Linked DNA regions of Homo sapiens: regions 2 and 3 are each linked to region 1. Evidence: chromatin loops called from intact Hi-C (ENCODE). Cell type or tissue: endothelial cell of umbilical vein. All regions are shown on one strand. Each heading gives the region's core, and the rest is flanking DNA. Links, peaks and the distances in the headings are about the cores only. Region 1 holds the start of LOC105373939 (a long non-coding RNA gene). Region 2 overlaps LOC101927896 (a long non-coding RNA gene). Region 3 overlaps LOC105373936 (a long non-coding RNA gene).

Evidence for each region. A loop is a pair of places that touch in the nucleus more often than their neighbours do. Peaks named below come from ENCODE experiments on the same cell type or tissue, not always from the same donor. Only the 100,000 strongest peaks of a DNase experiment are listed, where the experiment ranks them.
Region 2: it touches region 1 in a loop (7-fold over the local background); 2 of 110 quality-filtered maps call a loop at or near these places.
Region 3: a loop joins it to region 1, with 8 times the contacts of the local background. A loop is called at or near these places in 2 of 110 quality-filtered maps.

The regions. Positions count from the first base shown.
Region 1 is chr2:234,977,048-234,988,021 of GRCh38, reverse strand. All of the region lies in intron 1 of SH3BP4 (SH3 domain binding protein 4), which reads right to left. LOC105373939 (a long non-coding RNA gene) reads left to right here and starts at 9,244. Exons shown (of 3, transcript XR_924008.1): 1 at 9,244-9,335; 2 at 9,457-9,678; 3 at 10,532-10,974. RefSeq lists enhancers at 3,134-3,847, 3,823-4,117, 3,848-4,562, 6,947-7,684, 10,544-10,974. In endothelial cell of umbilical vein, for the core only: no CTCF peak of the experiment used is centred there; DNase peaks (open chromatin) are centred at 6,551, 7,381, 8,511, 9,401 and 1 weaker place; H3K4me3 peaks cover 1,741 bases; H3K27ac peaks cover 6,486 bases.
Region 2 is chr2:234,834,701-234,845,674 of GRCh38, reverse strand. LOC101927896 (a long non-coding RNA gene) reads left to right here. Exons shown (of 9, transcript XR_002959457.2): 3 at 10,937-10,974. Among named protein-coding and RNA genes, the nearest start is that of SH3BP4, 110 kb to the left of the region's middle. RefSeq lists an enhancer at 10,453-10,974. In endothelial cell of umbilical vein, for the core only: no CTCF peak of the experiment used is centred there; a DNase peak (open chromatin) is centred at 5,174; H3K27ac peaks cover 1,058 bases.
Region 3 is chr2:234,614,315-234,625,288 of GRCh38, reverse strand. It overlaps LOC105373936 (a long non-coding RNA gene), which reads left to right. Exons shown (of 3, transcript XR_923998.3): 2 at 2,082-2,129. Among named protein-coding and RNA genes, the nearest start is that of LINC01173, 63 kb to the left of the region's middle. RefSeq lists an enhancer at 1,301-2,500. In endothelial cell of umbilical vein, for the core only: no CTCF peak of the experiment used is centred there; a DNase peak (open chromatin) is centred at 5,078; H3K27me3 peaks cover 2,354 bases.

The sequences.
Region 1 (10,974 bases), core at 1,553-9,552:
CAGTCAACTCTAGGAGAACTCTGGGCATGGATGGCTTCACCAGTGTCCCTGTGTCATGGCGCCATCTTGGACTGGAAATCAATGATGTCATCATGCATGTGGGTTACACAGGAGACACCATGGCCAAACCCACACTCAGAAAAGACCTGCACCCAACAGAAAGACTGGAAGACCCATGCACACTCGGCTTTTCCTTGTATTTTTAATGATTCTTCTAGACTTTGACTTTTTCAACTCACTGCCCAATCACTTCTGGAGCCTCACAAGATCTAGTTCATCATTCTGGACTCTACTGTGGCTGTGGGGGGTGAAGGTTTTAATCCAAGGTTTCGAAAATCACCACCTAAAAGCAAGCCAAGGAGAGTGTCTCAAGGAAGGCGTCCTAGGCTTTGATTCTGACCTCGGAACTCTCTCGCATGAATAAGTGGGGGGACACCATGAGCCGCCCATGTTGGGGGGAGGCGGCCTGGGGAATGAAGGGTCTGGAGATTGTCATAAGTCAAACATGTGGGTTCACGTTTCTCACACCAGCTCCACGACCTTTGCTAAATGACTCATCTTTCCTGGGCCTCGTTTTCCTCAACTGTAACATGGGGCTCTAACGTACATCAAGTTCATGTGGGTTTCTCTTGCTTTAATTTTTCTTCCAGCCTGTAGACCATGTTGAGGGCAGGGACCCTGTCTTTTTTTTTTTTCTTTGAAATATACCAGACACTGAGTGCCAAATACATAGTAGAAATTGCATACAACACCCGTGAAATTCTGTGACTAAGGCAGTAGTTCTCAAACGCCAGCATTCACTGGAATTACCTGGAGGGCTGATTACAACACAGGTTGCTGGGCCCAACAACGCTCAGTTTCTGATTCTGTAGGTCTGGGGTGGGCCTGAGAATGTGCATTTCTAACATGCTCCCAGCTGATGTTGATGCTGCCTCTGAAAACCATTAGCAGGCCGGGCGGGGTGGCTCATGCCTGTAATCCAAGCAATTTGGGAGGCCAAGACGGGTGGATCCCTTGAGGTCAGGAGTTAGAGACCAGCCTGACCAACATGGTGAAACCTCATCTCTACTAAATACAAAAAATTAGCCGGGCATGGAGGCACATGCCTGTAATCCCAGCTACTTGGGGGGCTGAGGTTGCAGCAAGCCAAGATTGAGCCATTGCACTCCAGCCTGGACAACAAGAGTGAAACTTCATCAAAAAAAAAAAAAATAAAATCATTAGCATAATGTATCCTAGTTGATAACATACTTTCCCATCTGGCCTCTCGGTCGCTTTTCACAACCCTATGAGGTAGGCCAGACAGGTATCATCATGCCATCATTTAGCAGATAAGAGAACTGAGGCTGACCAGGTTTCAAAGACTCACCCGAGATCAGGAAGTGAAAAGCTGGGATCCTAACCCAAAGCCACCAGCCATGATATGCAGAGTAACGACAAACACAAACAGAACAATCCCAAGACCACACAGGCTGCAGTAAGACAGGACGTGGACAAGTGAGGGTGTAAGATTCCAGACCAGGCTCCAATCCTGCATTTCCTTTTCCCATGGCAGGTTATAAAATCACAAGTCTTTGAAAGTAGAAGTTAACATTCCTGCCTGAATCAGACTACGAATGTTTGTGACGGAGTCTTGAAAGAGTTTTGTCCCCCTAATAAACCTTTAGGAGGCTGAAAATATCTGGGAAACATCAGTATGTTGAAGACTTGGACCTTATTTAAATATGGACTCAAATCCTGGCTCTGCCACTAAATGCTGGGACCACAGTTAAGTCTTATCCTTCCTCCTCAACTCAGGGTAGGGAGGGAATGACTGGGCCTCCTCATGAATAAGAGAGATAACGCCTGCACCATGGTCTCTGTGCTCATAGGTGTGAGTGGAGGGCTGGTTCACCTGCACATGGACCCTGAGCTCATAGGTTTGTGTCAAGGGCTGGTTCACCTGCACATGGACCCTGAGCTCATAGGTGTATATCAAGGGCTGGTACACCTGCACGTGGACCCTATTCTCGTAGATGAGTGTCAGAGGCTGGTTCACCTGCACTGTGGTCTCTGCGCTCATAGATGTATATCAAGGGCTGGTTCACCTGCACATGGTCCCTGTTCTCGTAGGTGTGTGTCGAGGGCTGGTTCACCTGCACATGGACCCTGAGCTCATAGGCGTGTATCCAGGGCTGGTTCACCTGCATCATGCTCCTTGAGCTCGTAGGCGTGTGTCACAGGCTGGTTCACCTGCACCGTGCTCCTTGAGCTCGTAGGCGTGTGTCACAGGCTGGTTCACCTGCGCACAGTCCCTGAGCTCATAGGTGTGCATCGAGGGCTGCTTCACCCGAACATACATCAAGGGAGGATGCTACAAACAGACAGTCAAAACACCTGTGCGCAGAGGGTCAAAAATATCTGTGCGCAGAGGGTCAAAAATACCTGTGCGCGGAGAGTCAAAATGCCTGCACACAGAAGGTCAAAAACACCTGTGCACAGAGAGTGAAAAACGACTGTGTGCATTGGGTCTAAAATGCTTATGCACAAGTGTCAAAAACAGCTGTGCACAGAGGGTCAAAAATGCTTGTGCACAAGAGTCAAAAATGTGTATGCAGGTGAGATGCGTTTTCCCACTTCATTCCCCTTCATTCACGCACACTTTTGACTTTCTCCCATATTCTTCTAAACAGCTTCCGCCACAATGACTGTCTGTGAAGTCATTAAGGCAGATGTTGGCAGGTGACTCAAATCTTGGTGGATGGAGCTAAACTATGTGCCTTTCTTATGACTCCCAGGGGACAGCCACAAAGTGAGGACTTCGTGGAAGTGAAGGCCAGCTATAGTAGATCTTTGTACACTCACTACTCTGTTGCTGCGCTGTCAAGATATTCTCCAAATAGGGGGTGTGATCTGCAGGTGCTCCGCTATCCCAGCACACCACAGCCCCAAGCCCGGGTCAGCCTGCAGGATGGAGGATGCGCTGCAGACATATAGCCCCCAGGGCTGCCCTGGGGTCGACGCCCCCGCCTCCTGGCCTCCAGAAAGACAATTCTAGGGCATAGTCTCATGGCTCCTCAAATGCGTCTCCAGCATGATGGAGCCCTAATAGTTGGTTAACAGTGGCCACTAGCTCAGTAGCTGACCCCCGATTAGCTTTTCCTCTTCCCTCTTCTCACCCTCTTCTATTTGGATGGACTGCTGGGACCAGTCATCTCCCCGAAAACATCAGCACCCAAGTCCTTGTCTCAGGCTCTGCTTTCAGGGGTTGTAAACCAGGACAGATGGTAAATGGTGCTAGACCACTGGGTTTTCTGTCCACGACACAGGCACTCAGCTGAGTGATGTAACTGAGGACTCGGTCGGTTCTGGTCCTGAGCACTCAGTCGGTTCTGGTCAAAGCCAGTGGGCTGTTACGGATTGTTAGAAATTCCCAATTTAGAAAGCCAAGCAAATATTTTCTTCTGTTAATAAGATACACTTATACTCAGCAAAGGGGATTGATTCCTCATCTGACATTTTTACACTGAAAAGGACAGGGCTTAGTGGCTCATGCCTGTAATTTCTACACCTTGGACAGCCAAAGCAGGGGGATTGCTTGAGCCCAGGAGTTTGAGACCAGCCCGGGCAATACAGCAAGACTTCGTCTCTACAAAAAGTTAAAAAAAAAAAAATTAGCCAGGCATGGTGATGTGTGCCTGCAGTCCCAGCTACTCAGGAGGCTGGGGTGGGAGGATCACTTGAGCCCAGAGGTCGAGGTTGCAGTGAGCCATGATTGCACCACTGCACTCCAGCCTGGAGACAGAATGAGACCCTGCCCCGCACCAAACAAACAAACAAACGAAAACTCATACACGTGTATATGCCCTGTGGGTCACTTCCAGGCTGAGGACAACTGCCAGAGCAGGGATTCCTGACCCTTAGCTAGGCCTGGATCCTGGTTCAGGCTCTGTGGCCCCAGCCCACGTGTCAGCAGGGAAGCCCAGCCCCAACCTCAGATGGCTCTGCTCAAACGTAACTCCCTCAAAGCCGCAGAACCCTGCGTGACTTTCCTATCGATGTTGTAACAAACTACCACAAACTTAGTGGCTTAAAACACACATTGACTCTCCAACAGTTCTGGAGGCTGGAAATCTGAAACCAGGCCCACTGGGCTGACGACAGGGCCAGTGCCTTCTGGAGGCTCCGAGGGGGTGAGCTGCTTCTGTGGCCCTGCCCTTTCCTGCATCCCGTGGCTGCCTGGATTCCTGGCTCAGGGCCCCTCCACCATCTTCAAAGCTCGGGACTCCAGTCTCTGCTCCCACCATTCCAGGGCCTCCTGCTGTGGTAAGATCTCCATTTCCCTCTTAAAAGACCCGTGATAACATTTAGGGTCCATCTGGGTAATCCAGGGTATCTCACCATCTCAAGAGCCTTCAATGAATCACACCTGCAAAGTCCCTTTTGCCAAATAAGGTAACACCTACAGGTTCTGAGCATTAGGATAGAAATATGTTTTTTGTGGAAGGGATTACTCAGCCGACCACACCGTATCAAAAACACAAGCACACCATTGCTGCCCACTCCCTCCCCTGGTCTCGTCCACCGCTCTTGACATTCTTGTATCTGTCATTTACTTCTCTCCTTTTTCTCCCACCAGAACAGGCTCCATGAATGCAAGGACTTTGTCCTGTTCACCAGGAACAACCTGGAACATAGCAGGTGCAGTCAGCCAATGTTTGAATGGATGGATGATTTATAGAGTACCCATATGCCAATGCAGGTGGACAGACGGGAACTCAGAGCTTCTCAAGCACAAATCTGGGGACAAAAACAAGAAGCACCTTGAACGGGCTGTGTGGAGTGCCCTGGGTAATTGGCACCCGGGTGTTTCGCAAGTTGGCCTGTATGGCCTGCGGGCAGGAACCCACCTGTCCTGCTCACTTCTGTATCCCCACCCAGCCCCTAGGCCTGCACTAGTGCTCAGCAGCAGCTGCATCAATAGCACCTGCTGCCTGAACAGAAAAGGAAGCTTCCCAAGCACCTGTAATCGGCAGTTTGGTCTCAGGTCCACCGATCCACCACCTCCCCGCTGGTCTCAGCTGCATCTCTCCACCAAATTTACAGCCCCACTGCCTCATCATCATTGTATTATCCCCGGCTCAAGAGCACAGGGTGCCTGCTCCTTCCTGCCTCTTCCTCCCTTGGAGCCAGGCTTCCCTGCCCCATTTCGGGGTTCTCTGCAGTTTGCCCTACCCCACGTGGACAGACTCCATGGCATCCACTGGTCACTCCAGCCAGGTCAGCGGCCCCACCCTCAAACTCCCCTATACATATCCCACCTCCTCCCATTTGCCCACTGCCCCTGTGACTAGGGAATGCCTCCTTGGTCCCCTCCCTGCCTGTGCAAAAACTGCCTCTCCCTCAAGCCCCACACTGAGGCTTCCCCGCAGCCTGTGTTCCCAGGTCTCGGGGATAGCCCACCTGCCACCCAGACTCTCAGCCCCACAGCACTTCCTCCCTGTGCGTGAGTTTCTGACCATCTTTTTTTGCTCCCCAGGGAAGAAGATGGTTTAATTTCTCCTGTGCCCTCCAGCTGCTGGGCTTTGAGACCTATAGACTAACAGTTCCATTTACGAGCTGCACACTACTGGACAGGCTGGTAACCCTCCGGCCTCTCCATTCCGCCTCCATAAAGTGGGCACACGACCCCAGCCCAGCACCAGCAGGCGGAGGGCACCAACACAGAAGTGGACAAAACCCTGCAAAGCCACAGGTGTGCCCACTGGTGCCAATAGCCCACCTGGTGCCAGCGATGCCCCGCTCAGCTGGGAGAGGCCCAGGCACCACCAGAGACCAGGACAGAGCGGGCTTCAAAGTGTAGCTGGGCCGGGAGAGGTCTCTAGACAAAACCCAGAACAGCCGGTTACATCGAATTTTCAGGTGCACAACTAATAATGTTTTAGTGTACATTACCCCGGATATTCAAATGGACCCGGGTATTCTGCATTTGTATTTGCTCAACCTGGACCCCACTGCCTGTGCCAGTCAGAGGGAGTTTCCCAAAAAGCCCAGCCTCAGGAGGCGACATCAGAGGTGGCCACCCAGGAAGGAGGCGGGGACGGGAAAATGGCAGCCGAGCTTACAAAGAGATGCGCTCCACGATATTTGCTTCCCACTAAAGAGCTGTTTTCTAGAATAAATAAAATAATCTTCTTGCTAACTATCAACAAGGGATTGTTTCGGTAATATTTTTCCACTCCGGTATGATTCTGCAACAACTCGGAAAACAAAGCAGTCACTCCCACAACAAAGATCCCTGTGGAAACCGCTCACCTCCATCCCGAAAGTCAGTCGTGACTTCACCTCACATTCCGCCAGAAACCGACTGCAGATTGTTACCAAAGAATCCTTGTGCAAACAAACACCAGCCAACTGCGACTGAATGGCAGGAAATGTAGCAGCTTTTTCTAATTTTAACTTTCTCCAGGAATGCATTCCTTCTAAACACGCTGGGCAAATTCTCCCCAGACCCGTGCATTCCTCTGCGGTCAAGCAATCACCTTCAGGGGCCTAAGACAAACTGCAGATTCCAAGTGTGCACTGGCCTGGCTGTGAGGGGTCCCCGAGCTCCAGGTCCCGTGCTGACTCACTGAACGAGGCTCTCCAAAGTGACTAAGAGGTTGGAATGAGCTATCTGAACAGGAAAGCACTCCCAGACTAGAGGGGGAGCCACAGACGGGAACAGAGCCCAGCAGTCTCCACCTCAGGAAGGCAGCATCAAGCAAGAGCGATAAACAGGGGCCGAGTCCACAGGCACCAGTCCATGACCCAAAGACCAGGACACACAGGCCAGGACTAGGAATGCCGCAAAAGTGTAATTCTGCAAATTATCCTCCCGGGACAGAAAAATTCAGAATTGTGCCTGATTTGATTTTAAAAGCCCATGAGGGCAAGGGACAAACCGGGATGCAGTGTCTGCAATGCTCGTAACTAAGAGAGGCTTATTTTCCAGAAAATTCAAAGCACTCCTACAATTAGCCAGGCATGGTGGCACAAGGCTGTAATCCCAGCTACCCAGGAGGCGGAGGTTGCAGTGGGCAGAGCTTGTGCGCCACTGCACTCCAGCCTGGGCGACACAGTGAGACCCTGTCTCAAAAAAACAAAAACGAAAAGCACTCCTACAATTCAGTAAGAAAAACGGGCAAAAACCACAAAAAGGATTTCCGCATGGGAGGAAATCAGAATGGTCAGTGAACATTAGCTTCTGGCAGAACATAAAAACACTCAGATACCATCTCACACCCATCAGACCATCCCCCCAAGTGAAAAAAAGGCGGACAATATTGAGGGAGGGGAGCATGCGGAGGAGCCTGGGCGAACCTGAAGGCTGCTGTGGGAAGTGGAGCTGGACTGGCAGCCAAGGCCCAGCCGCACTCCCTAGATAAACATTTGCACGCTGAGCTGGAAGTCATGTACAAAGACCTTCACAGCAAGTGTGGTTTTTGATAGCAAAGGCTGTAAACAACCTATTGTCCTTTAGGAGCAGAAAGAATAATTAAGCTAAGGCATTAACATACAGCAGTCCCCCCTCACCCCAAGTTTCCATGGTTTCAGTTACCCCTGGCCAACTGTGGTCCCAAAACAGGTGCTACAGTACAATAAGATATTCTGGCAGGGAGAAAACACATTCACACAACTTTTATTACAATATAGTGCTATAATTGTTCTATTTTATTATTCATTATTGTTCATCTCTCAGTGTGCCTAATTTACAAACTAAACTTTCTCATAGGCATGTATACATAGGAAAAAATAAATAGTACATACAGGGTTTGGTACTATCTGAAGTTTCAGGCACCTTCTGGGGGCCCTGTATCCCCTGCAGATAAGGGGGGGACTACTTACAGGGGAAAGGCACATAGTAATGAAAACAGATGAACTACAACTACAGGTATCAACACAGATGAACCTCAAGAACATAATGCTCAGCCAAAAAACGAACTCTTGCAAGACTATGTATTAGCTACCTAATGCTGTGTAACAAATCGCCCCAAACAACAGACTTCTATTATCACACAGTTTCTGTAGGTTAGGAATCCAGATGTGGCTTAACTGGTAAAGAAGAGACTCTCTTCTTCAGGGCCTCTCACAGAGCTGCCATCAAAGTCTTGGCCCAGGCTGGGGTGTCATCTCAAGGCTAGACTGGGGAGGGGTCCTCCAGGGTCATCTGGGGGAGGGGTCCTCCAGGGTCATCTGCTTGTTGTAGCATCCAGTTACTTGTGGCCATGGGACTGAGGCTTCAACTGCATGCTGGCTGCCGGGGGAGGCCACCCTCAGTTCCTTGCCACATGGCCTCTCTATATGGCAGCCTGCTCCACCACAGCCAGCAGGGGAGACCATCTGTTGTCAAGGAAGAAGTTCTAAGCCCACATAATGTAATCACGGGAGGAAGGCACAGCATCAACTTGGATGCATCCTACTGGTTAGAAGCAAGTTGCTAGCTCGGCTCACGCCAAAGGGAGGGGACTTCACAGGATGTGAACACCAGGAGGTGTGGATCACTGAAGGCCATCTCAGAGTCTGCCAGCCACAAAAGATACTGCATGATTCCATGTACATAAAAGTTAAAAACAAAAACAAACGATGTTGCTTAGAAACACAACCCCATGTGATAAAACTAAAAAACAGCAGAGAATGACAACTGCGAAATTCAGGACAGGGACTCCCTCAAATGCTTCAGGTTTATCTGATAAACACATTTTTGCAGGAAGGGGAGAGGATCGGGAGCTGGAAGCTGGGATTGGGAGGGGCAAAGGGAATTTCAAAGTTAAGTTCCATTTCTTGGCCTGAGTAGTGGCTACACAAGTGTTCATTGTTTTTGTGATTGTGTAAACATTCCCAAATATTTTCAAATATTACCTGTATCTACTCAAAGTTCAGGGACCACATGGCTTGCTCCCTTAGCACCCCACAGAACAGTGAGGACAGGGGCTCTGCACCCTGTGAAACCTCAAGAAATGCAGCAGATGCCTCCCTGGCATCCCCGCCTCCACCTTGCCCTGCAAAGAAACGCACCAGCTCTGACCGAGAAGCATGTCCGGCACCCAGAAATCCTGCTGTCTCTCCTCGCCAAACCAAATGCAAAAGCCTCCAGCCTGACCTGGAGGTAGAGCCGTTCCTCCAGAGGTTCAGCATGTTCCTCCACGCAGCGGCATGACTCTCGGATCTCACCAGCCTCTTGCCCTTCAGTTTCAAATGCAGGCCACGGACGCTGCACGACTCGGTCTCTCTCCACAGGGCCAGGGCTCCCCTCCAGGACCTCGAAGCACCCTACTGTTGGGGTGCTTGTCTCTGTTTCAGTTGTCCCTCTTAAGGTAACTGAAAACAACCACGGATTTGCTGGAAGTTGGGAGTCGCCCAGAACCACATCCTGTTTGGCTCTGGCACTGATTCAATCATGCCAATGTCACCCGGACAAAAGAACTTTCTACACAGGCTTAAGAAAGAGACGCGGCACCTGCAGCAGGAAAGGAGCCCAGCCGGAGAGTTCACCGCACCAGTCAGCGAGCACAGAGTGCTGGACGGATGACCAGTGGGGCCTTGGGGCAGTGTGGGGCGCAGGAAAAGAGTACCTGGTCCCGCAGTGACTGCAGTGAGGAGGACCCTGCATTTTTACCCACCCTCCTCACCTGGCACCACTGCTGTACAGGCTGTCAGGTACTTGTTGAATGAATGAATGAATGGATGAATTAATGAATGAAGCTCTTCTCCAGGTGCAGTGAGGAAATGCCAAAATAGAAACAGACTGCCAGCATGGTGGCTCACGCCTGTAATCCCAGCACTTTGGGAGGCTGAGGCAGGCGGATCACCTGAGGTCGGGAGTTCGATTCCAGCCTGGCCAACATGGTGAAACCCCTTCTCTACTAAAAAATACAAAAATTAGCCGGCATGGTGGCGCATGCCTGTAATCCCAGCTACTCGGGAGGCTGAGGCAGGAGAATTGCTTAAACCCAGGAGGCAGAGGTTGCAGTGAGCAGAGATGGCGCCACTGCACTCCAGCCTGGCCAACAAGAGCCAAACTCTGTCTCAAAAAAAGTAAAAAATAAAATAAAATAGAAACAGACCATCCAAGTGGGACAGACTGGCCACTAGCAGCTGCAGGACACAACCTCGGTGACACCCTTCTTGCTTAAGACTAGAAACTCAAGTGCAGGGTCTCAGGGTCTGCGTGTGTGTGCACGCATGTGTGTGTGTGCCCATGTGTGTGCATATGCGTGTGCGTGTCTTTCCCAGCGCAGGGCTCACTCTGTGCACTAACTGCATAAGCAAAAAAAAATCATCTACGGAGCAGGTGCCTCGGTGTGGCTGTGAATATTCATACTTGAACCAGCCCTCTTTGGGGGAGAGACACTCTCATCCTGTTTTCCATCCACTCACCCCTAAGTCGCTAATGGGATTAGTGGGGGCTGGCACCACGGCCACAGGTCCAACACCTGCCAGTCGCCCCAGAGCTGGGTGCTCTGGGCTCTGAGTTTCAGAGCAGTTTAATAATGCACCATTGTCCCTGCAGCTCTGCTCCGGTTCTCAAGTTCACTCGGCAAAAAGCTGATCTGCCTCCGTGTTTAGAAGCTCCTCACTGGCCAGGAGGGTGGCTCACCTCTACACGTCTGGGCTGGAGAGAACAAAGGATGTGCTGTTGGGAAAAGAGATGGGCCTCGGCCCAACTGGGAGGCCTGGGCCCAGCTGCCATGGCGCACCAAGCGAGGGTCTGTAGGAAAGGGAAGTTCCCGGCCAGGAAATGGGGACCCTGAGCTTCTCCCCGGCAGGAGGTGCCCAGTGTCACCTGCCTGAAGCAGACACGGGTGCAGAGGGTCAGGCCTGGAACCCCAGCCTCCAACCAGCCTTCCTAACCACTCTTACCTATTTTCTTAAATAAGCTTTTTCTTTTAGGATAGATTTAAATTCATAGAAAAGTCGTGGAGATAATACAGAGAATTCCCACAGGCCTCCCGC
Region 2 (10,974 bases), core at 2,088-10,087, 140 kb after region 1:
AAAATGCATTTTTGACTTACGATATTGTCAACTTACGACGGGTTTATTGGGATGGAATCCCACTGTGAGTTGAGGAGCATCTGTATATATCTCTCTCTGTAAATTTCAAAGCAGACTAAATGTGCAGATAAGTCAATGACAGTTCCCCATGAGTAGAATATTATAAAGCCACTGCAAAACAACAAAGCACTACAGGCAATGCTTGTGACAGGTGAAATGGGCAGAATACCAAAAGAGTGTGAAGGCTTTACCTCCAAGTAGCTAATGTTTTGCATTATTCACATTCAACAGAGCCACCATTTATTGAACATCTGTTGTGTGCCAGGCACATAGCAAGGTGTTTTCATGTGCCTTTCTCATGAATGCTTGTGGAAAACATGAAACGGGCATCATGACTTCTGTAGACGGAAGTGTTCAGGCCAATGGTCAGGGTCAGGGTATATGGAAGGAATTCATTTGTCTGGCAGGGATTGGTTAACGGGACATGAGGGTCTGTTCCAAGCTGAGATTCCATGATCTAGCCATAACTCATACATAAATTCCACTCATCTCTCTCTGGAAGTAGGATTCCAGTCACGTCTCTCTGGACCCCTCTTTGCTTTCATCATAGTCCTGGTAGCAAAGCAACTCCAAGTACACTGAAACTAAAGGTGTGTCTGGGAAAGTTGGCCAAAGTGGACTGGCCAAAACTTTATTTATTTATTTATTTATTTATTTAGAGACAGAGTCTCACTCTGTCACCAGGCTGGAGTGTACTAGCGTGATCCTGGCTCACTGCAACCTCCACCGCCTGGTACAAGCAATTCTCCTGTCTCAGCCTCCCAGGTAGCTGGGATTACAGGCATATGCCACCACGCCTGGCTAGTTTTTGTGTTTCAGTACAGATGGGGTTTCACCATGTTGGTCAAGCTGGTCCTGAAGTCCTGACCTCAGATGATTCACCTGCCTCGGCCTCCCAAAATGCTGGGATTACAGGCATGAGCCACCATGCTCCACGTATTTTTAAAATGTAAACAGACCATAAACAATGTACAGATCTCAGAAGAGATGAAGGGGTAGAAAGTAAATGCTTGTTCCTTTTCTGTTGGCCCCAGACCCCCATGTCCCTGGCTCCCTTTTTTAGTAGCAGTCACTGCTGCCACTTCTTGCCTCACCTTCTAGAGAGTCCAAGCATATAAAATATTCTAAATATGACTGTCTTTATCCCTTGCTTTTTACACCCAAAAGCAACACGTTTCTTTTTCAAATGGTTTTCTCCCTTCTCCAATGCGACATCTAGGAGCTCATTCCACATGGGGGCATATCAATCTGCTTCATTCTTTTTAAAAGGCTGCATAGATTCAATTTATTAATTTACTTAAATATTCCTTAGCAAAGGGTCTTTAGATTGTTTCCAATTTTTCCTAATGCAAACAATAGTAGAATGAATAGCACAGACACGTATCATTTCGATACATGGGGACGTTTGTACGATAAATTCCTGGAAGAGACATGCTTTGTCAAAGGACATGAGAATTTTTAATTTTCCAAATTACTTCCATAAACGATGGGATAGTTTAATCCCCCATCCCCCTCAGTGGTATTTGAATTAGTCTCCAGACTGTTCACTTTCTGGTTCAATATATGCTAGTGGGCTGGGAAGAACACAGGTTAGTGCCAGTGGAATGGACCTGGCCAATTCACTTCTCCGTGAATCTCAACTTCCATCACCGCAAAAATGAAATGCCACCTGTCCAAGCAACATCACAACTTCTGTAAAGACTAAGTCAGAAAGCGTTCAGTGCCATAACTTGTCAACTCTGGGAGTGTTTGGGAGTGCCTTTGGTCAACTGCAAAGCTTAATGTGTGTGCTTCTCCGGGCCAGCATGGAGGCTTTGTGCTCTCCTCTCATGCGAGGTTCTGTTCAGTGGGAGTCATAACACCTTTGAGCATCCTCAGAACCAGATAAGGAGGCCAAGTGAGTGCACGGTGCCACCGTGGAAGGGGTTTGTAGAAGTCATAGGTTGGTCTGATTTCCCTCTTAAGGCTGCAGGCTGGGAGAAGGTCAAACAAAGCTCAGAGCGGCTGGATGTGTCATCCCAGCAACCTGGCCATGCCTGGTGAAATATGACAATGCCACCCTCACTAAGTAAAGAGTACAGTGACCATTGAACCCTACCCATGGCATCTGTGAAAAACTGCTTGGCTGCCGAACACCACTGTAGGAGCTGGGAAGCATAAATTTCAAATGTTCATGTCCTTTTGGGGAGAAAATGTGAGTTGAATTCTAACTTGAACATTACATTCAGAATAAAGTTATTAGCTGAGTGCTTGTTTTCTTGCAGATTCTACTGTAGTGTTACAAAATAGAGCACCTAAATAGCTATTTTTTTTGGAAAAAAATCATTATTTTTTCTGGGGGGAGGGGGTGGGGGCGGGAATGGAGTTTCACTCTGTTGCCAAGGCTGGAGTGCAATGGCGCCATCTCGGCTCATTGCAACCTCTGCCTCCCAGGTTCAAGTGATTCTCCCACCTCAGCATCCTGAGTAGCTGGGATTACAGGCTTTCACCACCATTAATTTTTGCATTTTTAGTAGAGAAGGGGTTTCGCCATTTTGGCCAGGCCGGTCTTGAACTTCTGACCTCAAGTGATCTGCCCGCTTGGCCTGCTAAAGTGCTGGGGTTACAAGCATGAGCCACTGCGCCCGGCCCATTGCATGCCTTTTAAAAGTTAATATTTCATATCTTAAGCTTAAAATAGTAAAGTAACTATATATTATACAAACTTCAGTCAATATAGAAGTGTGTGAAGTGTGAGACTCCTCAATTCCTTGTCCCTACCCGCAGCCCCAACACCTACATGCACTAGCAGGGGAAAGTTAGATCTTTACCTTTTTGAAAGCTTTTTTGGGGTGCATATTAAAAACTATGAATATGCACATGTATAAGACTATATAACCCTTTTACAAAAATGGAACCCTAGCAACACAGCGACGTGTAGGTTGGTTTTTTATGTAGATGATATTTTGATAGAGGGTGGCGATCTTTAGCTCCTAGAACCAAGGATGCATCATTTGCATTTTCCTTTGTGTTAATCCTGCACATACAGAGTGTGATGTTGAATTTTTCAGGCACACTCACCATGGTGGGGGGAGGGGTCAGAGAGTCCAGGCAATACCCTAAGAGAAGCGAGTGACCAATGCTGTGTATCCTAGAGAACATAACAGAATTCAAGAGGCATAATAGTCATCTTCAAATACCTGAGAGATTGTTAGAGGGAAGAACCGTTGCTCCATTCTGGTGGCTCCTGGAGGGGTGTCTGTGACCAGCTGATGGAAGCTTCAGGGTAGCAGAGATCAATAGACCCGAAGTGACATCCTAAGAATGTTGGTTTTGAGTCCTACTGGCTGAGTTCCAATCTTAGCTCTTCTACCTAGTAGCTGAATAAAGTCCCTGTGCCTCAGTTTCCTCATCTATAAAATGGGGTAAGCAAATACTTCTTCTGTGCTGTTTCTATGAAAAATAAAAGATATTCCATGTAAATCTCTCAGACTAGTACCTGGTGCAGAGTGAGCTCCCCCCATAACCATAATGGTCCTCCCAATGCTTTTGGTTGGTCAGCGGGCTATCTATGAGCTCTCTGGTCATTGATGGCCATATTAGCTTTCAGTGCTCAAAAGACTGACAGTCTATATCCCTATGCAGCACGACTTCAGAAAATCCCATCTTTTACCAGGTTTCTGTCATTGTGAAACTCCCCAATTCCTCCCCATTTCTGAGAATACCCTGCCTCCAGATGTGCCTGATCCTCAAGTCTGTCCTTGTTCTTTCCCTGTTGCTCAGCTGGCGGCTGACTCCTCCCCTGCTCTCTCAGATGAATGCCATTTACTGAACCAAAGTTGGCTTCCTCCAGGCTGGGTGGATCTTCCCTGCCCTGCTTCACCCAAGCATGATCCCAGGCTTCTCTTAATTCCCCACAACACAGCAAAAAACATACTGGATTGTTTAACAAAGCTTACTCCATGTAGGGAATGCCTTGGTTCCTGTACCCACCCCTGACGTCACCTGTACTATGGTCATAGTTGCTGTCTACCCAAGGGGACACATCTGCAGGTGTGGCGACACCATGGAATCAAGGCTGGGTTGCTTATGTCCTTTAAACTGTGGTCACTTGGCTCAAAGTCCAGCCCCTTGGGGCCCTTGGCCAGATCCATTTCCTTATTCTTCATTCTACTCCAGCCTGGGCAACGGTAGGCTGGTAAATTCTGTCTCAATAAACAAAACAAAAAGTCAGAAAGCCATGACTGTAGCGTTTGCCATTTTTTTTTTTTGGCATGTAAATACTCTCACCATGGTCTGTTTCAAGCTACCAACAGCTTAACATCTTGTTTGGAAAATTTCTGCCTGTTTGGTTATTGGCCTTCCAGGATGCATTGCTAGGCAGAGGCATGTGTGGTGTTCCTCGTGGCTACGTTGGTTCTGGGTATGATATGGGTACTGACAAGCAAGAAAATTGGAAGCAAGGAGCTCATTTCACCCTGCACAGAGTTTCTGTGGCAATTTCTCTTGTCTTGAGTTTCCAAACTAGAGGTCTGGGATTGAATGAAGTGAATGGGCTAAACTATCTTTTTGTTTTTTTTAACTTTAATATCCTGTATCATTGTCACAATGTAGCCTTCTTTTCGTGTATCTGTGAGACTCCTCCCTTGAACGAACCTCAAAGCTCTAGTTTGGGGATGGCAGATAGGGCACCAGGGCCAGTTTTCTGGAACCATCTATGCTATTTTTATGTGCTGGATATAAAAGACTCATGCTTTTTGACCTTTGCAGGTACTTGTGACCATCACACATGCTTCTTCCATAAAGTCTTGTCCATAAACTATTATCCACCAATTGAAATTTTGTTTAAGAAATAAAAAAGGAGTAAAAGTCCTTGGGACTCAATACTGAGGACTATTTTCGGTTCACATGCCTTTCCCTCCAAGAATCCTATCAGTCAGATTTCTGGGTTAAACTTTATTTTCACCCAGTATTTTCAATCTCTAACAGAATAAACAGCAACCCCAGGAAATAGATACATCTGCAGCTCTGCAAAGAATAACATTCCCTCCCCTCCCAGGCGGGGAGAGAGCACCGCAGTCCCCACTCCCCCAAGAAGGAGGCCAGATGCAAGGGAGTTTCCTTTCTTTGGCTGGTCTTCTAAGCAAAGTGAAGAATTCTTGGAGCATGAGTCATCTGTCCTGATTCCACGCGGCACTGCATGGCCAGGACCTCCTGGGGAAGAGGAAAAGTGAGAAAGAGGCTGTATTAGTCAGGGTTCTCTAGAGGGATGGAACTGATAGGATAGATGTATATATGAAGGGGAGTTTATTAAGGAGTATTGACTTACACGATCACAAGGTGAGGCCCCACAATAGGCCGTCTGCAAGCTGAGGAGCAAGGAAGCCAGTCTGAATCCCAAAGCTGAAGAACCTGGAGTCTGACATCCTTCAATCCAATCAAGTTGACACTCAATATTAACCTACAGAGGCGACCCACCACTCATGGTTCTGTGTCCCTGAGTAGGGCTCCCAGTCACTGCCCATCTTCTCCAGAGCTCTGCCCAGTTGTCACTTGAGGGTTGTAGTTTTCAAAGTGAGACTTAAGAACATGGGACTATATATATTTATGTATATATCCAGCAGTGTAGAGCTCAGGGTTGTCAAGAGGCCCAGAGAAGAGGGGAGCAATCTGTGCCTCTTTCTGCCTTGGTCCTGGGCCAAGGGCCATGTGCGATAATGAACGGGTCATGGCCCTGATGGGTGCATCTTAAACTGCAGTGAAGAACTCACCCTCCTCTTCTGCAGAGAGTCACCAGGGCCAACCCAGAGGCTTCGGGAAGCATACCTTTCAAAAGAGATGAGGAAGTTCTGGCCCAGATTCTCTGAATGCAAATATTCTCTATTGGTAAAAAGAACTCATTCTGGGACAAATCTTCATTCTGAGTTGTAGGCAAATTACCTTTGTGGTCACCAGACAGTAGCTCTGCCAGTTTGTTTTACAGCAAGTATGTAATTTAAGAGGTGGACATGCCCATTCCCAAAGGATTCTTTACTTTGTCACGAGATTCTTGACACAGGATTGCATAAGGTTTTCCAAGGTTTGCTGCAAGTTCATTCACTACTTGGATGGCCAGAAAAGCCTGCGATGTCAACGTCACTGTCAATTAAGGTCAGTCAGGAATGCAGGAAAAGGCCCTTTGGAATTGCCACCCAAGTCTTCCATCTGGGGTGGTTTTGCTAACAAACAAGTTCTGCAGGACCCGATGCCTTAGGACATTAGTGCAGTCTTCCTTGTCATTTAACTTTGGAATTGCTTAAGTGGGTTTCTTCACCATGACTCTTCTCAGGACTCTGCATATGAAAATTTGTGCGTGTCCTAGAGCCAGTCATGTTACAATTTCCACAATCTTATGTGACTATGTCACCCTATGGATTTGCATCTATTTTTACTGACCCTGTTCTGAGGAATCCAATTAAGTAGCTCAACTACCAATCATGCTCCACAAATCAGCTGGTGTTTAGTGCAGGAAAAGCTCTTCTGAAAAGTGTGCTTGTTTGTTTTTATACACATTGTTGATAGGGTAAATAACTCTTACATATATGCTAGAGACTTCCTGAGACCCCACCTGGTGGAGCCCGATAACCCCAGAGAAGGATTTGCTTACCCTGCTGGTCTCATTTCTCCCTTGGAATCCTGCCCTATCTGAGGAGCTGGTCAGGATGCAGCGGGGAGCTGGCATCTGTGCAAATGTCACACTCACCATCATGTCATCCACCCCACGACCCCTTCCTGAAGAAGACACAACCTCAGTTTCTTCAAATGCCTGATGTGTTAGCTTGGATTCTATCAAACAAGGACAGTGGCAGAGTTTTGGTTTTGTTATAAGAAGAAACGCTGCGTTGTGCGAGTGGTCCCAGTGTGCACGTCTGGGGTGTGCTTCAGGAAAACGTTAGGCCAATGATCAATTCCCAGGTGTCTTGACCCAATCAGTTTATTAGAAACAAGCTTTGTTTCCCTTTCTTACAAATATCTTCTCCACCACTCGAAGTCCTGGACCTGCCTGGTTTCAGTATTGTAGTGGGGTTCTCTTCCTGTAGGTGCTAAGTGGGAAAGGGAATTTGACAGCCAACCAGGCTGTTTGTTTTAAAACAGTCATCCAGGTTAGGGGTGGTGAACATAAAATATGTTCCAGAAAGGTTGTAAAATGATCCTTCCCTTGGTCATCTCCGGGAAACCGTCTTCTGAAGGTCATTTTTAGAAACAGGATTCTAAAATGAATTAAAGCAGCTCACCAAATAGCCCCTAGAGTCAGAATCCACTTGCACTTGTTATCATAATGAATTCTCAGACACAAGAGTAAAGTCAAATACTAGAAAACGGTTTTAAGGTGCTTTATTTAGCTCTTTCTGTGTGTGCATTGTTTATTGGCAGAATTCTCAATTCTTCTCTTCTGCCATTAATATTGAGTGAGCATGTGTGTGTTAATCAAAGAATAGCACTTTTGGGGGATACATTTTAAGGGTTTAAGTGTAATTATTTAGTTTAGAATTGGCTGGAATATAAGCTCCTCGGTGGAATATGTGGGAAATTATACAATGTGTATTATTGATTCACCATTGCAATACAAAGATGAACCCCTTTTTTGTGTAAAAATCAGTATAACTGCTACAATATGAGATATGCAGTAGTCCCTCTGCTGATGCTGAGGAGACTGTCAGCTCTGTGTATCCGAGGAGGCATTGGTTCCAGAATCCCTATGGATACCAACATTCATCGATGCTCAAGTCCCTTCTATAAAATGGCACAGTGTTTGCATATAATCTATCCTCATCCTCCCATAAACCTTCAATCATCTCTAGATTACTTATTATACCTAATACATGTAAATGGTTGTTGTATTGTTTTTAAAATTCATATTATTATTATTATTATTTTTCCCCTGACTATTTTTGGACCACAATGGGTTGAATCCTTGGATTCGGGTCCTGTGTTTACTGTACTGAAAATGTCAACAGCAAGGATCATGGTAGGATGGAGGGGTGTTAGGGGTTGGGCCCTGGAGTCATAAAAATTGCACTGTGTCCTGGCCTCTCTGTTTACCAGCTGTTGAATCTTGTGCCTGTTACTTAATTTCTGTGAGTCCCACTTCCCTCATCTGTAAAATGCAGAGGGCACTAGTAACTTACCTCATGGTCTGAGAATTCTTTCACTCGCTCGTTCAATAATTGATTATGCACCAACCAGGCACTGTCACCAGCTCGGGGAAATAGGACAGAGGCAGCATCTTGTGAATATTCAATACATATTGACTCTTTTTTTTTTTTTTTTTGAGACGGAGTCCTGCTCTGTCGCCCAGGCTGGAGTGCAGTGACGCGATCTTGGCTCACTGCAAGCTCCGCCTCCCGGGTTCACGCCATTCTCCTGCCTCAGCCTCCCGAGTAGCTGGGACTACAGGCGCCCGCCACCATGCCTGGCTAAATTTTGTATTTTTAGTAGAGATGGGGTTTCACCTGCATATTGACTCTTACTTCCCAAATTAGTAGGAAGAAGAGGAGAGGTGCTCTTGCCTTATAAATATCCCTTCCCAGGTGGGCGTGGTGGCTCACACCTGTAATCCCAGCACTTTGGGAAGCCGAGGTGGGCGGATCACCTGAGGTCGGAAGTTTGAGACCAGCCTGGCCAACATGGAGAAACCCTGTCTCTACTAAAAATACAAAATTAGCTGGGTGTGGTGGCGCATGCCTGTAATCCCAGCTATTTGGAAGGCTGAGGCAGGAGAATCACTTGAACCCAGGAGGCAGAGGTTGCCGTGAGCCGAGATTGCACCATTGCACTCCAGCCTGGGCAACAACAGTGAAACTCCATTTCAAAAATAAATACATAAATACCCCTTCCCTCTCCCTCTGGGGTTTTCTTGTGTATATATTCACTATAACTTCTGTAATAAAAAATTTCCATTGTGAGGAGGAGAAAGGTCGCAAGATGCTCTCCAGTGAGTTATAGCCTGCTGAAGTGCTTGCAAATGACATCCTGTAAAAGCAGTGTGCGAGGAGCAGTTACGGAGATGTTTCTCTGAGGATTTATGTGTCTCATGGCCCTCTGAGCACACACTTGCTGGTGCCCCTCTCCAAGGTCCCTCTCTGAGGCCACACCAGTTTGTAGCACTTACTGCCAGTCCTGTGGCTCCAGGGCTCACTACGTACACTGCAACTGCCCTTCCTTCCCAGGACTCACTCTGTGGCTCGTGACCTCAGATAACCTTGGACGCCAAATAGATAGGGAAGCCCTGGGATTTGTGCCTGTCAGGGAAAGAGAGAACATACCCTCTACTTTGCTCATAATCAAGAAATCTGATTTCACAATTGGCTACAGCTAAAGCCCTTTGATGAAATGTTTCCAAAACACTCATTAAACTGTTTTGGAAAATGTAAAGATGGGCCTGTAGCGCAGACTGAGGTGTGTGCATATGTGTGTGGAGTTGAGACTCAACTGTGCTACTGGGAATTTAAGATGTTAGAGGCTGGCTGGGGGTGGAAGCAAAGGGAGAACAAGAGGAAAGAGGGTGGTGTATGGAGATACCTGGCAGAGGCCAGGATCTAACAGGAAACAGTAGCCATAAACAATGCCCTGTGTAAAACCAGGCACCACATGTTTGGGTCGAGGAGGCCTGGCATTGAGTATGAAGTTGGCTGCCTCATGATGGGCCACTAATAGCCTTGCATCCGGGAAATGTGAGGGACAACCGGGGAGGAGTGTGTACAGCAGGGCAAGCTGACTGCAGAGGGAGGCTGACAGGGGCTGCAGCTGAGCGCCACACTGGGCTGCTATCTTTATCTCTATGCTCACAGGTAATTTTAAATTTGATTGTCAGGGGAAAAGCTATATACATGGAAATGCTCCTCATGTCACTTACAATGACAAAAAAATAGAAGCTCTGGATTTCTATCCATATTGAAATGGTTAATTAAATGTCAGTATTTAATAGTCATGGACTGTTGTGCGGTCATTAAAGCAGATCATTATGAAGACTGGGGAGCAACATGGGAGACAATTATGGTACACGAATGAAAGGAGGATATAGCATCTTACACCCAGTACGATGGCAACTAATAACACTCAGAACCGTGTCATCGAGCACCTACCTACCATGTGCCAGGGAGGAATGGATTCTGGACCATCAGAAAAGGTCTTTGAGAATGGGGCATGCTAGGGAGTAACAGAGCAAATGAATATGCAATGAGAAATCATGAAAAATTCTAAATAAATGGCCAAAAAGGTAATATGTAACGAAAACATATGAAAGTTCTATGGATATAAATAGGGCACAGTGGATTCAGAATAAGAGAGAATAGCCTACTTGAGAATAGCTGGCTGGGAACCAACCCTGCAAATCAACAAAAGGCTGGAAGGAACACATGCAAGTCAGAGCAAGGAAACAGAGGTTTTGTGTGGAGGTCATGTGGGTGCCTCCTTGGGTTCAAGTCCTGGCTTCTCTACTTACCTGTGTGGGACCCTGGGCACATTCCTTAACTTCTCTCTCAGTTTTCTCATTTGTAAAGTGGGGTTAACAGTATCATCTACCCCTTAGGGATGAAGGGATTAATGCAGGAAATCACCAACAGCTAGTATATAGGATACATGTTCAATAATTGTTAGCTATTATCATTGTTGTATTATTTTTTTAGTCTTGACTTTCAAAAACAATGTATTAATATTGCACAGATAATTATAATGTCTAAATATAAAGAAAATAATTTTTAATGTGTTAGTCTGGATCTTCCAATTCCTGGACGGTTGTGAGTGTGTGTGTTTGTGTTGGGGGAGCATATCCTTTGGATGTGAACGGAGAAGTTGGGGCCTTGGTTGTCGCTGGCAGCTGATTCATGAGGGTAACCATTTTATCTTGTGAGGGCAGCCATCTTCTATCCCAAGGGCAGCCATCTTCTATCCCAA
Region 3 (10,974 bases), core at 1,794-9,793, 360 kb after region 1:
GCTTCATTACAAAGAACAGCAGTTTATTTATTAAATGACACACAGCTTGTGGGACATGAGTGTTAACTGTCAGAATAGACCTGGTTTTGTTAGAAGTACTGTTTCATTTATGATATATGGAAAACAGAACCTGGTTCTTTCCTTGAATTCCAATCCTTTTCCTATTTGTTTCATAAAGATAGCAAGCAACACAGCACCCAGGTGATAGCTGCATTATGAATAACTTAAGCTCAGTTTGGCACATATTTGGATGGGTCTCTGGGCACCTTGATATAGTTGCTATCAAGATGTCAATAAATACCTATTTAAGGATAAACTCATTAGGAGCTAACATGGTAAGTGAGAATTGAAGCATATTTATAGTGGTGGGTAAATCAATATGCCATTGCTTAATTATATTCAGTGCACAATTGCTTTTTCTACCTCCAAAATAAACCTTCAAAGTGAAACATTTTAAATTAGAAAAATATCAACACAGGATGGAGTTTGAAACACAGTCACATATAAACAGCAAGACAGGCAGGTGGTGCTCCCATGAGAGGGAATTTTGAAGACATTGACGTTGCAATCAGGCAACATAGAGCATAAGGCCAGGGTGGACCCCACAGGCTCATGCTCAGCTGGTGGAGACATTGGTGATGGCCCAAACTCAGGGGCTGATCGTTGAAATTTTGCCTCATGGACAAACCCAAAGAGCCTTAGTGCCCTCCAGTCACAAGCCAAGCAAATGACCTGTTCCTTGAGTCTAAGAGGATCAGGTGGAAGGTAAGAACATCCATGTTGTGGAACACACAGAGGGAAACCCAGCAAGTGAGCTACAGTCTTCTGGCTCCTCTAGAGGACAGGCCCAAGGATACGGGGGCCCCAGGATGGAAGTGAGTGCTCACACCCTGGAGGAGACTCAGGAAGCCACAGAGCACGAAGTCTGCAGGGGCTGGGAGTTGGTGATGTTGCTCTCCATCTAGCCTGCTCCTTCAGAATTTGCAGGGTGTGTTAGTCCATTCTCATGCTGCTAATAAAGACATATCCAAGACTGGGTGATTTATAAAGGAAAGAAATTTAATGGACTCAGTTCAGAATGGCTGGGGAGGCCTCAGGAAACTTACAATCATGGCAAAGGGGAAGCAAACACGTTCCTTCTTTACATGGCGGCAGCAAGCAGAAGTGCAGAGAAAAGGGGGGAAAGCCCCTTATAAAACCATCAGATCTCGTGAGAATACACTCACTATCCTGAGAACAACATGGAGGTAACCATGCTGATTCAATTACCTCCCACCGGGTTCTTCCCATGACACACGGGGATTATGGGAACTACAGTTCAAGATGAGCTTTCGGTACAGACTCAGCCAAACCATATCATAGTAGTTGGCACTCCCTGGTGCCTGTGTGGTGTGCCCAGATGAAACTCTACCCACCAAGTGTCCTGTTCATTATGGCACATCAGCATGCTTACCCAGTGATGTCAGTGGAAACTAGCTTTGTGCTCCCTGTGACATAAGTTTTGCAACTTTCATTACCAGTCCCAAGGACTGTGCTGACCTTGTGGATAGGTGCCATCAGATCCCAGCATCAGTCAAAGGGGAGGTCAGGCCATCCGTCATCCTCAGTCCGGACTTCCTAGGCTCCCTCTTGGAACTGCATCCAGGGTACATGTCATCAGGAGGTGTTTCCTGTGTAAGTTGCCAAATTTAGTGGCACGCTAATGAAATGGCCTTTCTGCCTACCCCGGAGAAGCTGAACAATGAGCCCCATGCTGTGTCTACTCAGGGCCTGTGACTCCCGGCCCAGGCACTTTTAGCTTCAGCTCTACCAATGCTTTTCTGTTATCTCCTGGTGTTTAATATGGCAGGGGAGAAATTTTAGTCCAACCTACCTGACATTCATTTCCTCAAGGGTAAATTCAAAGGCATCCTTTTGTTAATTTTGAAATTATAAAAAATTGCCAGCCTTGTCTTCATGCCCATTTCTCTTCATTAATGGAGCCTGGGGACTGCGGGCCCCTGCCCTGGCGGGCAAGTCTATTTCCAGGTCAGAAAAGTTTTCTCTAATACCTTTTATTGTTGCTTCATTCTAATTTCCAGGGCGTGCTTTGTCAGGAGCAGCTTTTATTCATGGATTGGATCTCCTTGGTGAGTCCTCTGCTTCTATTATCTTATTTTTCTTATCTTTTAATCTTTTTATTCATTTCCTCTGTGATCGTATAAGGTCACTCAAGTTCATCTTCAGCTTTACTGAGTTGATTTCCTTCAACAATGAGCCTGATTTTTCCCTTCTGGTGTGGATTTAATATCTGTCTCTGTTCTTTTTATCTATGAACTTGTTCCTAGGACTGAGCTATCCTTATCTTACCCTGGAGAATTAAACAAGAGCTGCGTCTTCTTGAGTCACACAGAGAATACTGAGTGGGGGTTTTCTGAAAACAATCCCTCTGTTTCGTGGAGTATGTCTGTTATATCGAGACCTCTTCTTTGAGGGCAGGGAGCTGGGGTTGTTACCGGTAGAAGGTGTCCAGGTTCTTGGCGTCTCAAACAAAGAAATGGACAAAATGCATAAACAAAGCAAGGAAAGCAAAAGTAGGGATTTACTGAGAACGAAAGTACACTCCACAGTGTGGGAGTGGGCCTGAGAAGAGGGGGTCAAGAGCTCTGGTTACATAATTTTCTGCGGTTTCAATACTCTAGAGGTTTCCCATTGGTTACTCGGTGTATGTTCTATGTAAATGAAGAGAATGAAGTGAAGTTACAGAGTCATTTACTCAGAATGCGCCCTGTTATAAATGGAGAAGATGTTACTTTGTATGTGTGGTCTATGTAAATGGAGGATGAAGTGAAGTTTCAAAGCAATTCACATTCCTGTCATTGCTGAAGTGCTTTCATTTATTTATTTATTTACTTTATTTTATTTTGAGATGGAGTCTCACTCTGTCTCCCAGGCTGGAGTACAATGGCGCAGTCTCAGCTCACTGCAACCTCTGCCTCCTGGGTTCAAGTGATTCTCCTGCCTGGGATTACAGGCACCTGCCATCATGCCTGGCTAATTTTTGTATTTTTGTTGAGATGATGTTTCACCATGTTGGCCAGGCTGGTTTCGAACTTCTGACCTCAGGTGATCCACCCACCTTGGCCTCCCAAAATGCTGGGATTACAGGCATGAGCCACCATACCCGGCCTAGGAAGTCAGCGTGGGTTAGCCTTATGTTCCCTGCTTCCAGGCCCTGTTCTCCTGCCTCAGGGTCAGAGGTCGGAACCCAAATGCCTTTAGGGCCAGGCAGGCATCTGCAATGAGTGGAACCACTGGCTGGCTGGAAGGACGGTCAGAGCTCCTTGTCTGACTTGTCCACAGAAGTGGAAAATTCCAGTTTCCAGGTGAAATGCTGTGACTTTTCAATGTTAGGCCAATCCAGGGGTGGGGAGGGCAAATGCAAAAGGTTTCCTGGCCAGTGTTCTGCCCATTGGCCTCTAGTCTTTAGCTAAGGCTTAGCAGAAAAGCCTTCTCCTATGGGGAGAACTTTCTGTGAGGTTCCATATGGTCCCTGCTGACTCTTCCTGGAGTGAAGAAGGCTTTTCCAAGCCCCTTGATGGAAGACAGGATGCACATGTGGTCCACTCATTTGCCTGGAGGTGGAGGAGAACTCTGCTGGCCTTGCCTAATAAGATGCAGCCTCTAAAATGACGGCAGCAGTGAAGATGAGAGTGAGATGACATAGTGCACTTCCTACGGGCCAGACAGGCTAAGTGCTCTGTGTGTATTGCATCCTTTATTAGAAGGCACCCAGCAAGGTGTTTGGGACATAGTAAACTCTCAATAAATCTCATGATGTTCATGATTGTTAAGATTGCTCTTTACATCTGGAAGTCTACGAGGTGTGAATAGCACAGTCCCCAGGGCACACCAGGCTTGCATTATTGCTCACTCCTGCGTCTTGCTTTTTCCTGTGATTAGCAGCAATTTTCCAAGGTGCTGAGGCAGAAAGTGGGAGGTCAGGCTTTCGGCCAGTAATAACAGTGGGCACTGTGCTACAAGCTATGCATAAGCATTTCCTAACAACGAGCTTGCAAAGCTGGTGGTGTTGTCTCTTATTTACAAATGAAAAATCTAAGATTTGGAGAGGCTAAATAGAGGATTTATAACTGGGTTGAGCAAGATGAGGACACTAAATTCGGTAATATGGAGGTTGTTGGGAACCTTGAATGCAGCAATTTGCGTGAAATAATTAAGGTGGAAGCCAGATTCAAATGGTCTGCATAGGAAGTGAAAAATGTATACATGGGCTGGACGTGGTGGCTCACGCCTGTAATCCCAGCATTTTGGGAGGCCAAGGCGGGTGGATCACCTGAGGTCAGGAGTTTGAGACCAGACTGGCCAACATGGTGAAACCCCAGCTCTACTAAAAATACAAAAATTAGCCAGGCATGGTGGTGTGTGCCTGTAGTCCCAGCTACCCAGGAGGCTGAGGCAAGAGAATCACTTGATTCTGGGAGGCAGAAGTTGCAGTGAGCTGAGATCACGCCACTACACACCAGCCTGGGCAGCAGAGCTAGACTCCATCTCAAAAAAAAAAAAAAAAAGAAAAGAAAAATGTAAATATGGCAAGAATAACCATTAAGGAATTAAACAATCAGACTATAGACTAAGAGAACAATTTGCAAGATATGATAGACACAGGATTCATCTTACTAATATAAAGAAGTCTGCTATAACTTGAGGAACAAAACAAATACAATCCAATATAAAAATGCTCAATGAATATGAGCAGGTGATATACAGAAGAAATCCAAACCCTCTGTAAACAGCTTCCTTATCGTCTGAAATTTTCAAATTAAACCCAGAAGTCTATTTTTTACCTATTGATGATAAAAGCCAGTATTATGCAGAGTGAAGGGAAAGATACTCTTTCCTTCTTGCTAGTATGAGTGTGAAATACTGCAACCTCTTAAAGATGTAATCTAGAAACATCGTTTAAAATGTAAACTATGTATACCCCTTGACTCACTAATTCTACACTTTTGTGTGAGTATCATAAACTCACACTCACAGGATGTGTTGGCTATGTCATTTCCTAGCTCCGTAACTCTCCGACCCATTATCTAACCTCAACATGCTTCAATTTCCTCATCTCTAAAACGGAAATAATTAAAGTGCTTATCTCACAGGATTGTTGCAAAAAATTCATGAGCGAACAGAGATATAACCAATGCCCTACTGCCACTATCGTCGTCTTCATCTCTACTGGATATTGCATATCCTTCTGCAATTTGCTTTTTCTGATCAAATTATATTTCTTCATGATGATAGGTGTAGCTCAGTCTCATTCATTTTGATTTTGCTACTGTATAGTAAGTACATTATATGACTATATGACAACTACATATACGTTTTCTGATTGATGGAGGTAGGTCTTATTTGCCATCACAAGCATGGCTTTGGTGATCTTCTTGTCCTTATCCATCCACACATGTGAAAAGTCCTCTAGGCTGCAGTTCCAGAAATTGAATTTTAGGGCCCGGTGAGTGAGTATTGTTCATTTTCCTTGATAGTGCTATCTCATCTTTTAAAGTATAGTTTGTGGTTTGTGTTGCTCTAGATTTGCACACATGCATTATCATATCAATCTAGTTAATTTTTGCCAATACAAGTTTTTTTCATTTAAGTTTTTTCTTCTGGGAACTGCCTATTCATGTTCTTTGCTATTTTTTTTTTTTTTTTTTTTTTTTTTTTTTGAGACGGAGTCTCGCTCTGTCGCCCAGTCTGGAGTGCAGTGATGCAATCTTGGCTCACTGCAACCTCCGCATCCCACATTCAAGCAACTCTCCTACCTCAGCCCCCTGAGTAGCTGGGATTACAGGCACTCGTCACCGCACCCAGCTAATTTTTGTATTTTTGGTAGAGCTAGGGTTTCACCATGTTGCCTAGGCTGGTCTCGAACTCCTGACCTCAGGTGATCCACCCGCCTCAGCCTCCCAAAGTGCTGGGATTACAGGCGTGAGCCACTGTGCCCAGCCTGCACTTTTTCTATTATGTTGTTTTTCTCTTCTTGTTGATTTATTGAAACTTTTTACTTGATTTTATTTTTTGCAAATATCTTTTCTGAGCCTGGCTTATCTTTTCACTTTATTTGCTTTGTGCAGAAGTTTTCATTTAAATGTAATCAAATGTATCTATCTTTTGATGTTCCTTTAGTGGAATTTTTGGTGTCTTTTTAATAAATTATATCATTCCTTTTTTTTGGTCTAGAGGAAGATGGGAGGTTTTCATGTTGGCCGGTATGTAGGTATATGTGCTGAGAAATATTATGTCAATAGTGCCCAAATTCCAGGTGTTATGTTTCTTTGTATTTGGGAGGATAATGTATGTTAATCTGTACATTAACCTGGAGTGAAAGTTCTAGAATACCCCATACCATTGGTCACCTAAAAAGGTAACCCATATAACAAGTCCCTGAATCTTTATAGGGTTACTTTCCCACCCTCTGGAATGCATGTCTTGCCAAAGTCTCCAATATCCTAGCCACTTTTTTTTTTTTTTTTTTTTTTTTGGAGATGGAGAGTCACTCTTGTTGCCCAGGCTGGAGTGCAATGGTGCCATCTCGGCTCACTGCAACTTCCACCTCCTGGGTTCAAGCAATTCTCCTGCCTCAGCCTCCTAGTAGCTGGGATTACAGGTGCCTGCCACCATGCTTGGCTCATTTTTTGTAGTTTTAGTGGAGATGGGGTTTTGCCATGTTGGGCAGGTTGGTGTTGAACTCCTGACCTCAGGTAATCCACCTGCCTTGGCCTCCCAAAGTATTGGGGTTACAGGGGTGAGCCATCACCGCACCTGGCCCACTTCTTTTTTATCCAGTCAAATTACCATGACTTTATTCATAATGTAGCCCAACAGAATGTTCTGAAAGGTGACTAGTAGGCCTGTGTCTCTTAGATTACATTAAGGAGAGAGTAGAATAGTTGACACAGCCCTTATTCAAGCATGGAAATGTACATTCTTGTTCATTCCAAGTGACTGCAAAATATTTCTGATCTGATTTTCTGATAAGGATAAAATAATGTATTTGGTAGATCAATAGCCACACACCATGTGCCCAAGGCTATGTCAGTCTGCTCTAGTAAAGATACTACACCAGGCACAGCAACTGCCACTGGGCTACTATGCGGTTGAGTTTCTTGTCATTCACTGTTGACCTCTAGGATTAGGAGCCAGACTAGTGAATTGTAAGGAGGCATAATGAAGCACCCCCTTGTACTTTTTCTTTAAGAATGGCACTAATTTCTACCATTCTCTTGAGGATGTGATATTGGTTTTGATTAATTATATTGGCTGGTGAGTGGGTGGGGGAAAGGAGGCCAGTTTCAGGGGTTTCTATTTGCTTTTTCCCACTATAATAGCTCTTATCCCTAGGCCAAGAAACCAGTGTAGGAATTGTGCTAATGACCACTGCAGGTATTTGTAGTTCAGTGGTTGTAACATGAGCTAAACCAGGGCCAGGACTCCACTTAATACGTGGCCCCCTGAGAGGGTACCATGACGCTGCTATCATTGTCAACCAGGACCCTGTCTCTAACAGTACCTAATGTTTTGTATTCCCCTTTCCACACTGTGCAGTGACCAAGGTAAACAGCCACAGGTCCTTGCAGGGAAAGACTGAGGACTCCTTTTCATGAACATTTGCTATGATGTTGCAGGGTCCTTTCTCCAGGGGCCGACCTTCCCATTAATCCTAAAACTGGGTACCAGGTAAAGGATATTACTTTACAAAGATCAATTATCTCAGCCTCCTGGTCATCAGTCTTGATTCTTCTGATTGTATAGGTTGATATTACCCCTGTTGGCTGCCTAGTCATCTTCCCCTTGGGAAGCCACATTCAAATAAACATCTCAATAACTTTCAGCCAGCCAGGCCCCTCTGGCTACCCTCCAACACGCTCATGATAATTTAATCCACCTGCCTTCCGATGACAAGGTGTTGCCACCTTCCCACTGTTGTTTTGGGATCCTGTCATTCCCATTGCTGCGGGTGAGCCCAGTCCCTAACGGCATCTCCTACCACCAGCCTTTGCATACAGAGGAGAATCACCTCTGCTCTTAGCATCCTTGGTGTCCCCCATACCAGCACATTTCTTACAGCCTTGCTGAATTGTGTACCCTCTGGGTGCCTCTCTGGGCACACAGTACTCTGGTAGGTTTTCTGGATTTAGGTGCTATATACCCTTTAGCATACCCACTTCTCTCTTCTATCACCTGCCACAGGAATTCTGAGATTTCTACCTGACTTAGTGTAGCCCACTGTGTTTTTGTGCTCCCACAAGCCATCCAGACCGCACATTTATGCCGTTACTCGAAGTCCTTGCCAAGGTATTGCATCCTGTTTTTATGGAGAATGCTGCCAAATCAACTAACTCTTCGTTATCCAACCTTACAATCCATCCCCCTTGATCAAAAGCCCTTGAATCCATTTCCGTATGGGCCCTCCTCGCTTCTGCTGCTACTGCCGGCTGGGCCCCGCAGCTTCTCTGAGGTATAGGCACTTTCCTCCCAGATGCTATTGAGTGCTGGATTTTCTTGTATTCCTTAGCAGAAGATTGGACAATTTGTGGCCATCAGTTTTTTAGTGGATGAATGATCCATCCATGGCTTGTTTCTAAGCTGCATTGGGAAGAGTCTAAAGACACCTTCTTTGCAGGGCTAATTAAGCTCCATTTTAAAAGACACAGCCTAGCCAGGATCTCTGTTGAAAGCCCTGTGAGTTCAACAGTCTCTCCACTCTGGCTAGAGAAAACTTGAAAGGTCTCAGGCACCCCATAAGCTCATAGAATTTTCTCATCACTCCTTGTAAATTATTCTTTATTCAGAAATTGTTCCTGTCCAGTCTTGGGAGTTTCACTCTATGTATGTGCAGTTTGATTTTCAACCAAAGACTCAGGGGACCCCATGCAGATTTCTGAGTTCTTTTAAGAGTACATAGCTTCTTTCTCTCAGGTTCTCTGGCCCACAGATTCTAGTGTCTTCATAGTCTCTGAACTCCAGTTGTATGTATCTTCAATGCAGCAGGAATGTTAGATTCTGTGTGGGTCCCCTCCATAAGCCACAGTCCAGGGACTTCTCCAGGCAGAAAGCCTAGGCCAGGATAGGGCCCGTCTCACTTCCTGCCCTTTCTCCTGTGCTGTGTGTTGTTCATTGTCTGACAGCTGTGCTTTTTGTGTGTTCGGTTCTCTAGTTGTCTACTGCAGGAGGGTGATCCTGGACCACTTCCTCCCCATGACCAGAAGTCCAGAGGTTTCCTATTGCATGTTCTACTTTTATTTACTGATAGAGGAATGCTATTGCTTTTTAAATGTTGATTTTGTATCCAGCAACCTTGCCAAACTCTTTTTTTTTTTTTTTTGAGACAGTGTCTCACTCTGTTACCCAAGCTGGAATGCAGTGGTGTGCAATCACGACTCACTGCAGCCTCCCCCTCCCAGGGTCAAGACATCCTCTTGCCCCAGCCTCTCAAAGTGCTGGGATTACAGGCACGAGCCACTGCACTTGGCCGCCAAACTCTTGTATTAGTTTTCATGGCTTGTCTGGACATTCTGTTAAGTATTTTATATTACAAAAAGATCATGTATCTGCAAATAAAGATGGTATAATCTCTTCCCTTCTAATTCGTATACATATTATTTCTTTTTCTTTTCTTATTTAGCTAGTGACTACAGAACATTTTTGGTGAACATTGTAACCGCCCAAGGGCTTCACCTTGCCCTCTGCCTAGACAGAGCAATTCATCAAGACAGGGGAATTGCAATAGAGAAAGAGTATTCAAGACAGGGGAATCGCAATACAGAAAGAGTAATTCATGCAGAGCTGGCTGTGTGGGAGACCAGAGTTTTATTATTACTCAAATCAGTCTCCCCAAACATTTGGGGAGCAGAGTTTTTAAGGATAACTTGGTGGGTCGGAGGAAGCCAGTGAACCAGGAGTACTGATTGGTCAGAGAAATCATAGGAAGTCGGAGCTGTCTTCTTGGGCTTAGTTGTTTCCTGGGTGGGGGCCACAAGATCAGATGAGCCAGTTTATTGATCTGGGCGGTGCCAGCTGATCCATCAAGTGCAAGGTCTGCAAAATATCTCAAGCACTGATCTTAGGAGCAGTTTAGGGAGGGTCAGAATCTTGTAGCCTCCAGCTGCACGACTCCTAAACCATAATTTCTAATCTGTGGCTAATGTTAGTGCTACAAAGGCAGCCTAGTCCCCAGGCAAGAAGGAGGTCTGCTTTGGGAAAGGGCTGTTACCGTCTTTGTTTACATGATGAACTATAAACTAAGTTTCTCCCAAAGTTAGTTTAGCCTACGCCCAGGAATGAATAAGGACAGCTTGGAGGTTAGAAGGAAGATGGAGTCAGTTAAGTTAGATCTCTTTCACTGTCTGTCATAATTTTGCAGAGGCGGGTTTCAACATGACGACAGAGGCCATCCTTCCCTTGTTCTTGACTTTGGTGCTAATGCTTCTAGACGCTAACCATTAGGATTAGTGTGTGCCGTAGGCTTTTCAAGTTTCTTCTTTTTCCCAATTTCATGAGAGTTTTCAGATCATAAACTGGTATTGACTTTTGTGACTGACCTAGGTACATCTATTGAGATTTTCCTTTGTTTTCTTCTCATTATTCTCTTAATATGGAATATTATAATAACAATTTTTCTGTTTTTGAAAATTATACATTCCCAGAATAAACATGCATTATTTTAAAATATAAAGTTGAGTTTGATTTGCGAACATTTTGTTTAAGATTATTGTATCTATGGATGCAATGACAGGCTGGTCTATCTTCTCCTTTTCTTATACTCTTCTAGTCCAGTTTGGTGAAAAGGATATTTGCTAGATTTTTCAAACAAGTTTTGGAGGCTTTCCTTCCTTTTCTAATCACTTAAACAGTTATTTAAGATAGTTATTTTTTGAAGGGATGGCAAAAGGTACCATAAACCCATCCAATCCTACTGTG